Linked DNA regions of Homo sapiens: region 2 is linked to region 1. A link is a loop called in an ENCODE intact Hi-C map of the cell type or tissue named here. Cell type or tissue: sigmoid colon. All regions are shown on one strand.

The links. Hi-C counts contacts between places; a loop is a spot of excess contacts. Peaks named below come from ENCODE experiments on the same cell type or tissue, not always from the same donor. Only the 100,000 strongest peaks of a DNase experiment are listed, where the experiment ranks them.
Region 2: a loop joins it to region 1, with 2.6 times the contacts of the local background. A loop is called at or near these places in 2 of 110 quality-filtered maps.

What each region holds. Positions count from the first base shown.
Region 1 is chr9:17,072,332-17,077,331 of GRCh38, forward strand. No RefSeq gene overlaps it. Among named protein-coding and RNA genes, the nearest start is that of CNTLN, 60 kb to the right of the region's middle. In sigmoid colon, no CTCF peak of the experiment used is centred here; no DNase peak of the experiment used is centred here.
Region 2 is chr9:15,862,719-15,867,718 of GRCh38, forward strand. The region is part of intron 23 of CCDC171 (coiled-coil domain containing 171); the gene reads left to right. Among named protein-coding and RNA genes, the nearest start is that of CCDC171, 310 kb to the left of the region's middle. In sigmoid colon, no CTCF peak of the experiment used is centred here; no DNase peak of the experiment used is centred here.

The DNA.
Region 1 (5,000 bases):
AAACATTATAAACCACCTTTGCTTTCGCCACCCAATGACAGCTGTGCAAAATGCTTAGTTCAGATTCCAATTCTGTCTTTTACTGACAATGTTGAGAAGTGACAGCGTGCTGGCAGTCCTCACAGCCCTCGTTTGCTCTCAGCGCCTCCTCTGCCTGGGCTCCCACTTTGGCAGCACTTGAGGAGCCCTTCAGCCCACCGCTGCACTGTGGGAGCCCCTTTCTGGGCTGGCCAAGGCCGGAGCCCACTCCCTCAGCTTGCTGGGAGGTGTGGAGGGAGAGGCGCGAGCGGGAACCGGGGCTGCATGCAGCGCTTGCGGGCCAGCTGGAGTTCTGGGTGGGCGTGGGCTTGGCAGGCCCCACACTTGGAGCAGCAGGCTGGCCCTGCTGGACCGGGCAATGAGGGGTTTAGCACCCGGGCCAGCGGCTGCGGGGTGTACTGGGTCCCCCAGCAGTGCCCGGCCCACAGGCGCTGCACTCGATTTCTCACCAGGCCTTAGCTGCCTTCCCGCGGGGCAGGCCTCAGGACTGCAGCCCGCCATGCCTGAGCCTTCTCCCACGTCTGTGGGCTCCTGTGCAGCCCGAGCCTCCCCCACGAGCACCACCCCCTGCTCCAGGGCGCCCAGTCCCATCGACCACCCAAGGGCTGAGGAGTGCGAGCGCATGGCGCAGGACTGGCAGGCAGCTCCACCTGCAGCCCCCGTGCGGGATCCACTGGGTGAAGCCAGCTGGGCTCCTGAGTCTGGTGGGGCCTTGGAGAACCTTTATGACTAGCTCAGGGATTGTAAATACACCAATCAGCACCCTGTGTTTAGCTCAAGGATTGTAAATACACCGATCGGCACTCTGTATCTAGCTCAAGGTTTGTAAACACACCAATCAGCACCCTGTGTCTAGCTCTGTATCTAGCTGCTCTGGTGGGGCCCTGGAGAACCTTTATGTCTAGCTCAGGGATTGTAAATACACCAGTCAGCACCCTGTGTTTAGCTCAGGGTTTGTGAGTGCACCAAATCGACACTCTGTATCTAGCTGTTCTGGTGGGGCCTTGGAGAACCTTTATGTCTAGCTCAAGGATTGTAAATACACCAATTGGCACTCTGTATCTAGCTGCTCTGGTGGGGCCTTGGAGAACCTTTATGTCTAGCTCAGGGATTGTAAATACACCAGTCGGCACTCTGTATCTAGCTCAAGTTTGTAAACACACCAATCAGCACCCTGTGTCTAGCTCAGGGTTTGTGAATGCACCAATCGACACTCTGTATCTAGCTGCTCTGGTGGGGCCTTGGAGAACCTTTGTGTGGATACTCTGTATCTAACTAATCTGGTGGGGACGTGGAGAACCTTTGTATCTAGCTCAGGGATTGTAAACGCACCAATCAGCGCCCTGTCAAAACAGGCCACTCTGCTCTACCAATCAGCAGGATGTGGGTGGGGCCAGATAAGAGAATAAAAGCAGGCTGTCCAAGCCAGCAGTGGCAACCCGGTCGGGTCCCCTAACACACAGTGGAAGCTTTGTTCTTGTGCTCTTTGCAATAAATCTTGCTACTGCTCACTCTTTGGGTCCACACTGCTTTTATGAGCTGTAACACTCACTGTGAAGATCTGCAGCTTCACTCCTGAGCCAGCCGAGACCACGAACCCACCAGAAGGAAGAAACTCCGAACACATCTGAACATCAGAAGGAACAAACTCCAGACGTGCCACCTTAAGAGCTGTAACACCGCGAGGGTCCGCGGCTTCATTCTTGAAGTCAGTGAGACCAAGAACCCACCAATTCCGGACACAATGTGACCTTGGGTTAATTACTTAGCCTCGTTTTTCTCATATATAAAAGGGAGATAATAATAGTTATAATGGTTAACACTTATTGTACACTAAACATTGCTAGTCCTGCAATCAGTAATTAATTTAATTTTTTTTTTTTTTTTTTGAGACAGAATCTCACTCTCTTGCCCAGGCTGGAGTGCAGTGGTGTGATCTTGGCTCACTGCAACCTCCGCCTCCCGAGTTTAAATGATTCTCATTCTTCAGCCTCCTGAGTAGCTGGGACTACAGGCACGAACCACCATGCCTGACTAATTTTTTTGTATTTTTAGTAGAGATGGGATTTTGCCATGTTACCCGGGCTGGTCTCAAACTCCTGAGCTCAGGCAATCTGCCCCCCTCGACCTCCCAAAGTGCTGGGATTACAGGCCTGAGCCACTGCACCCAGCCAGTAATTCGTTTAATACTTCCATTGACCTTATGAAGTAGACCTTTAGAATTATCCCCGTTTTACAGAAGAGGAAGCTGAGGCTTAGAAAGGTTCAGTAATTTGCCCGAAGTTACACAACTTGTAGGATCATCAGGAAATAAAATGGGGGCATAATTACTTGACATTAACAATAATGTGTAACCCAAGTGCATGGACAGGACATGAGTGTGGAAATACATATAACCATTTGACCATAGCTAAGAAAAGTTTTGGGAAGTGTGAATAGAGTAGACTTAAGAAATTATGGTCTCTAAATAATGCCACAGTGTTTCCTGATGAACTAAAGTATAGTAAATACATGCTATGTAAGCAAGGAGTACCCCTCCTACACATACATGGTAAAAATCACTCATTGAAAGATTGAAAGCAGGCTGGCCACAGTGGCTCAGGCCTGTAATCTCAGCATTTTGGGAGGCAGTGGCGGGCAGATTACCTGAGTTCAAGAGTTCGAGAGCAGCCTGGCCAACATGGCGAAACCCCGTCTCTCCTGAAAATACAAACATTAGCTGAGTGTGGTGGCACATGCCTCTAATCCCAGCTCTTGGGAGGCTGAGGCAGGAGAATCACATGTACCCAAGAGGAGGAGGTTGCAATGAGCCAAAATCGCACCATTGCACTCCAGCTGGTGACAAGAGCAAAACTCCATCTCAAAAAAAAGAAAAAAAAAAAGAAAGGTTGAAAGCAACAGAGTTTTCCAGGAACTTGCACTCCTAGAACCCTTCTGTATTGAGTCAAGATTCTCCAGAGAAACAAAACCAATGGGAGATTCTTTCCCCTTCCCTTCCCTTCCCTTCCCTTCCCTTCCCTTCCTTTCCCTTCCCTTCCCTTCCCCTTCCCTCCCCTCCCCTTTTTTCTTTCCTTTCTTCTCTTTCTTTCCTTCCTCTTTTTTCCTTCCTTCCCCCCTCCTTCCCTCCCTCCCTTCCTTCCTTCCTTCCTTCCTTCCTTCCTTCCTTCCTTCCTTCTCTCTTTCTCTTTGTCTCTTCTATTTAATCTGGCTCAGTGATTATGAAGGCTGAGAAGTCTCGTGATCTACTCTGCAAGCTGAAGGCCCACGAAAGACAATGTTCTAGTTTGAAGGCCTGAAAGCTGGAGAGCTGATAGTGTAAATCCCAGTCCAAGTCTGAAGGCCTGAGAGCCAGGAGCACCAAGGGCAGGAGAAGATCGATGTTCAGGCTCAAGCAGTCAGGCAGAGAGCCAGTTAATCCTCCCTTTCTCCATATTTTTGTTCTATTCAGGCCCTCAAGGGAATAGATGATGCCCAACCACAAGGGGCAGGGCAATCAATCTGCTTTCCTCAGTCCACTGATTTAAATGCTGATCTCTTCTGGAAGCGTAGAAACACCCTCACAGACATACTCAAGGTAATGTATAACAGATATCTGGGCATCTTGTGATCCGGTTGAGTGGACACATAAAATTAACTGTCACACCTCCCCAACACAGTCAGCCAGAAAACCACTTCTCAAATGATCAGAGTTAAAGCATGAGATAAAACTTGTTTGCCTTTCTGGTGAAGATACCATGCATGATAACATTTCAACTTATTAGGGCCAGGACTGGCAAATGTTTTCTGTAAGGGGCCAGATAATGGGTCTTAATAGGGTTCCATTCAGATCTCTTCTACTTCACATGTTATAAATCGGCACTTCCATCAGCCTGATGCATTCTGCTGTGTTTCTTAGAGATGTTATCTCATGCTTTCAGTCATGTGGGTGGTACTCTTCCTTTGTATCTACAGCTGATATGTATCAAGGATGTTTTCCTATTTTCATATTCCTTCAGTGACTTCTATATGATTCTGGGGGTGGAGGAGCAGTTGAATGCAGTTTAACATTTAGGTTTAGTCTACCACTTTTCTATGGAATCTGAAGAATGATTTTAAGTTTGAGGCTGGGTGAACTACTAGCAGAACCTATCCAAGCATTCCCTATATCCCCTTTTTCATAGTTTTCTGTGAGCCTCTTCTTGAAAGAAACTACCTGCTTCCCAGTGGGTGGTTAAATCTAGATCCAGGCTACTCTGGAAAAAACACAGGATTAGGAATGAGACATGATTTCCAGTCTCAAGTCTGTCATCAATTATTTATATGACCTCAGGCAAGTCATAATCTCTCTAGGCCAGGTTTCTTATCTATATATTAGAGGTTTGGTCTAGATTGATGGTTTTCAAACCAAGATCCTGTGCAACATGTGCCTGTTACCAGTGTAACTGGGGTTTTTGGAACTTGATATGGGGTAATGGCCTGACTTTTCCTAACTCTCAAAAACATAAGGTACTGAAGAGACTTTTTTTTTTCTCAATTTAAGGCTCTTTACCCATAAATCTTTTTTTTAATTTATGACTATTTGGACTAGCAGATGAAAAGTGTCTGTGATCTCCTGACCTTGTGATCCGCTCACCTGGCTAACATGGTGAAACCCCGTCTCTACTAAAAATACAAAAAATTAGCTGGGCATGGTGGTGGGTGCCTGTAGCCCTAGCTACTTGGGAGGCTGAGGCAGAAGAATGGCGTGAACCCGGGAGGCGGAGCTTGCAGTGAGCCGAGATCGCGCCACTGCAGTCCAGCCTGGGTGACAGAGCAAGACTGAGTCTCGAAAAAAAAAAAAAAAAAGAGTATGTGAAAAAGTAGTAAATGATTCTCATTTGAAATATTTGGAAACAACCATTTATTTCAGTTTTGAGGAAGTATATGCTTGTGATAGTGACTTTATTTTTTTTTAATTTTTATAATTTATTTTATTTATTTAT
Region 2 (5,000 bases), 1.2 Mb before region 1:
TTCTATGGGGCTCTCAAACTTCTGTGTTAGTCCAAACTGTCATCTTCTTAAAGGCTCCAGGGTTCTAGAGTATGCTAGAACCTCATAGAACCTCATCAGTACTTTGTAGTATGCCTCATCAGTACTTTGAGACAGGCAAGACAAAAGATAGAAATATCACCCTCTGGTAATACTTGGAAAAGTTGGAATGTTGTATGTATGGCCCAATTCTTTTCCTCCCAAGGTAGAGGCTGAGAGCTGGGCATTTTTTTTCACTGGTCCTTTCTGTGCCAAGCCAGGGGAGAGCTGTTATGAATATCTGTGCTCTAGTCCAAACCACCACCCTTTTTCTCAAACCACCACCCTTTTTCTCTGTGGATCTAGTGTATGTTGGGTCATGTCAGTACTCAAACACAGGTGAGACAAAAGCCAATCCTTTAGGTAGAACTCTGAAGAGTGGGACATTGTACGCACAGTCCAATTCCTTCCCTTCTCATAAAAAGTTGGGAGCTGAGAGTTCCCTCCTGGTAATAACGATGCTGTGCTGGGAGTGGGGATTACGATTAGAGAGTGTCTTCAGTTTTCCCAGTGGTTTCAATGTGACTGATTTCTTGTTGCCCAGGTTGCAGGAGCCTCTCAGCTACTTTCTTGAATTTCCATAAAGGGAATTGATATGTGCCATTGCATCAGTGTGTCCATGGGGGAAGGAGAGTCCAGGGTTTCCTATTCCACCATCTGGCTGCTATCATTCTCCTTCGTTTTTAAGGACACTTTTGTCACAAACAGAATTCTTGGTTGACACATTTTTTTTTTCTAACTACCCCCACCCCACCACCAAATTTTGAATGTGTCAACTTCAAAATTTATATTTTGCTTCTTTTTTCTTTTCATTTACATTTTCTATTTTGGAAGACATTGTTCTCATGGTTTCTTTTAGTTCCTTGTACATGGTTTTCTATAACTTTATATGCACATTTAAAATAATTGATTTAAAGTACTTATGTGGTAAGGTCAATGTTTAGACTTCCTCAAGGACAGTTCCTGTTCATTTCTGTTTTTATTGGAAATGAGCTATACTTTCTTTTTTCGTGGCATACACAGTTTTTTGTTGAAAAGTAGATATTTTGAAAATTATAATCTGACAACTCTGGAAATAAGATTCTCCCCATCTCCAGGGTTGTTGCTGCTTGCTCTAGTTGTTGTTTTGTATTTAGTGACAGATTGTGTAAAGTCTGAACTGATTTTGTAAAGGCTGTCTTTCTGAACTCATTTTGTAAAGTTGTATCCTTTGTCACGTATAGCAACTGAAGTCTCTGTTGGCTTAGTAGTCAACCACTGTTTTGACAGAGTTCCTTAAATACTGAGATTCAGATTTTTTTCTTGGTTAAGCTTTTACCTGGTTACTGTAAACTTTCAGTTAGCTTCTCGAGTTCTGAAAAAAGCTAATTCTGACCTTTTTTTGCCAGTTTATTTGCTAGTTTTATGGAACGACTAGCTTTTGGAGTTCCTTAGTCCATCATTTTTGCCAACATCAATCTCTAAAAGCATATACTTTTGTTTTTTAATAGCTCTACCAGTAGGCTTTCAATTTTACTGATAATACAGGAATTATTATTTCTTTTTTTATTATACTTTAAGTTCTAGGGTACATGTGCACAATGTGCAGGTTTGTTACATATGTATACATGTGCCATGTTGGTGTGTTGCACCCATTAACTTGTCATTTACATTAGGTATATCTCCTAATGCTATCCCTCCCCCCGCTCCCCGCACCCCACGACAGGCCCCAGTGTGTGATGTTCCACTTCTTCTGTCCAAGTGTTCTCATTGTTCAGTTCCCACCTATGAGTGAGAACATGCGGTGTTTGGTTTTTTGTCCTTGCGATAGTTTAATTAGAGCTTCTCCAAATGTGCCTAAGTATTTCTATTGTGTGGGGTAAAGGGAAAGCACAACAATTATATTAAAATAATTTCAGGATAGGATAATGCCTAGATGAGTAGGATAATGTCTGGATTGTTTAGGATTAGATATGATAAAAATAAGTACTTATTAGATACTAACCAAGTGCCTAATAGAGAGATATCTCAGTTTACTGCAGCTAAGAGTAAAAGTAAGAAAACTTAGGTAAAATTGAAATGTGAAGAAGAAGCTAATAATTTTGTAGTCATGTTTGTTGTTGGATGAGTAGAATGGCTGCATTCTTGAGGCTTTTGAGAAAGCATGAGTCCTACAAGTTTGGAAAGATTAACTGAAATGTTCCCTATGTACGGCCATAACATACAGGCTTTAAAAGTACCAAAGAATGTTCACTGAGAAGTCTTAGATGCTTTTATCGTAAATCATCTAAAAGATAAAACAGGAAATGACAATCCAGAAATTGTAAAAACTCCATAAGACCTTGTGTCTATAAATCCTTTAAATTTATCGGACTGAAATGACACTGGAACAATATTTAGGAAGTCACAGGAGTTTTTGCTGACATCTTTTTGGATTTGCTTCTTCAGAAAAGTTATTTAAAACCTAGAACCCATCATGAAACACAACATTTATAATAATTAAATTCTACATATACATTTTTAGTATGTATAATGTTCCAGAAACTGTAGTAGCCTCTGGGGAAACAAATATACATACATACATACATATATATACACACACACATATATATATGTATATTTGTCATATTTGTGTGTGTGTGTATGTATGTATATAAAGTTGACCCTTGAACACATGGGTTCGAATTGTGTGGGTCCACTTATACGTGGATCTTCTTCCAACTCTGCCATCCATGAGACAGCAAGACCAACCCCTCCTCTTCCTTCTCCTCCTCAGCCTATTCAACATGAAGAATATGAGGATGAAGACTTTTATGATGATCCACTTCCACTTAATGAATAGTAAATATATTTTCTCTTCCTTACGATTTTCTTAATAACATTTTCTTTTTTCTAGCTTTATTATAAGAATATAGTATATAATACACATAACACAAAATATGTGTTAATCAACTGTTTATGTTATCAGTAAGGCTTCCAATAGTAGACTGTTTGTAGTTAAGTTTTGGGGGAGTCAGAAGTTACACATGGATTTTCAACTCTGTGGGGGTTGGCATCCCTAACCCACATGTTGTTCAAAGTTCAACTCTGCGTGCGTGTGTGTGTGTGTGTGTGTGTGTGTGTATCACAGTTCTATATAGATAGTTATTCTCATATGTGGCATACTTAGAAAACTCAGGGATTGCCTGGAGTTTCTTAGAAGAAAACTAATGCCTGGGTGGGGCCTCAAAATATGAGGAAGAAGGGAAAAGTATGCTAGCAAAGAAAGTGGCATGAGCAACAAGTTCATGGAAGCATGAATGACTAAATATTCTAAGTTCAATATTAAATGCAAAAAGAGTAAAAGAGATAAAGCTCAATGAGGCAGGTAGTAGCTAGGTCATGGAAGGCCTTTTTTGCCATGCTAAGAGCCTTGGATCATATAATGGAAGGAGTGGGGAGCAAACCAGGGTTTAAGCTAGGGGTTGATGTGGTTGGATTTTCTTATAAAATTTGAGCTCTAGAGAGCACATTTTGCAAACTGGATATAGTGAGTAATAAAAGTGGTTTTAAGAGCCACAAGTCTGAATAGACAACTCTATTAGGAAGCTGTAGCATTAGGCTAGATGGGGGCTCAGAAGGGTTGAACCAGAAGAGTGATGGTAGGTGGTGTCAGAAGGAAGGATGTGAAACTTATTCAGCAAAGTGGCATATGATGATGAGAAAGAGGCAGGGGAGGATGATTCCCCTGATGGGGCAAAGGACGCTGGGAATACAGAAAGCAGCCTTTTTGCTTTAATTATTTTTATTAAGTAGGGAGAAAGGAGACAATGATGAGTTTTGTTTTGGAAATACTGAATGTAAGGTAATGTGGAATGATCAGCAGGATGTGTGAGTCTGAACCTCAAGGGAAAGTCAGGGCTAAAGATAAAGGTTTGAGATTGACTAACATAATACTCTGGCAAAGAAAGAAGGCAGTATAGCAATTGACAGGAGAAACAAGACATTATAGATAAATGGGAAGCTAGAAAATGCATTTCAAGAGATTAATTATGCTACTAGAGTTTGAAGTCCTTGAGGGATGGAATTCTGTCTCCTTAATTTTTATATTCTTGGCATCTATCACTGTGCCTGGTACCCAGTAGGCACTTAATGAATGTTTGTGGAATGAGTCAAATTTTACCAGCATATAGTCTCTAAATATAACATAAGCCATCTCTAGATTCTAATGGAAGTTTTGCTGATATGGTCACCTGCTTTGTTTATTTGATTACTAAAAATAGCATCTGTATTTCACTTTGCCTAATCAAGACCTAGAGGAGAAAGCCTAAATTCAGTTGTCAGAATATCTCTTGGAAAGAGGTGTGCTAACAATGAATTTGCAGGTAATGTAATGACTAGTTTGATTCCTATGAGATAGAAAGATGATTACTTCTATTCTTAGAGTGGATTGTGGAATGGAATAGTGTCAAACAGGATATGATAGATGAAGACACTGTATAACCAAATCTTTAAATATAATTTTATAATTTTACATTAACAGTGATTAACCAGAGTAAATAATAATATATAGTTATTTTTGATTTTTAGTTTTCCGTGCATTTATAAGGAGTACAAAGAATAATTTTTAATTTATGAAACTGACAGTATTTTAAAAGTTGAAACATGATCCTCTGCCTCTAAAAAACCCAATTTTTAGTGGCTTGTCAATGACTCTCTAAATGTTACTTACGGTCTTTGAACTCTATTCTCAGTTTCTTGATCTTGGTTCCTGAAGATCAGCTGTGCAGGACACACAGGTGTTAACACAGCTGGCTTGCTGATGACAACTCTGTCCATATAGCTGTCTTGTGTGTCATTATTCATATTGTTCGGTGTCATTCTGACCTAGCCAAGCTAAAAATGATACTCCAGCTCAAGAGGGATTTTAAAACCTTGACAAACTAAAGATAAGACACTACAGAATATCATGTACATGTGCTTAG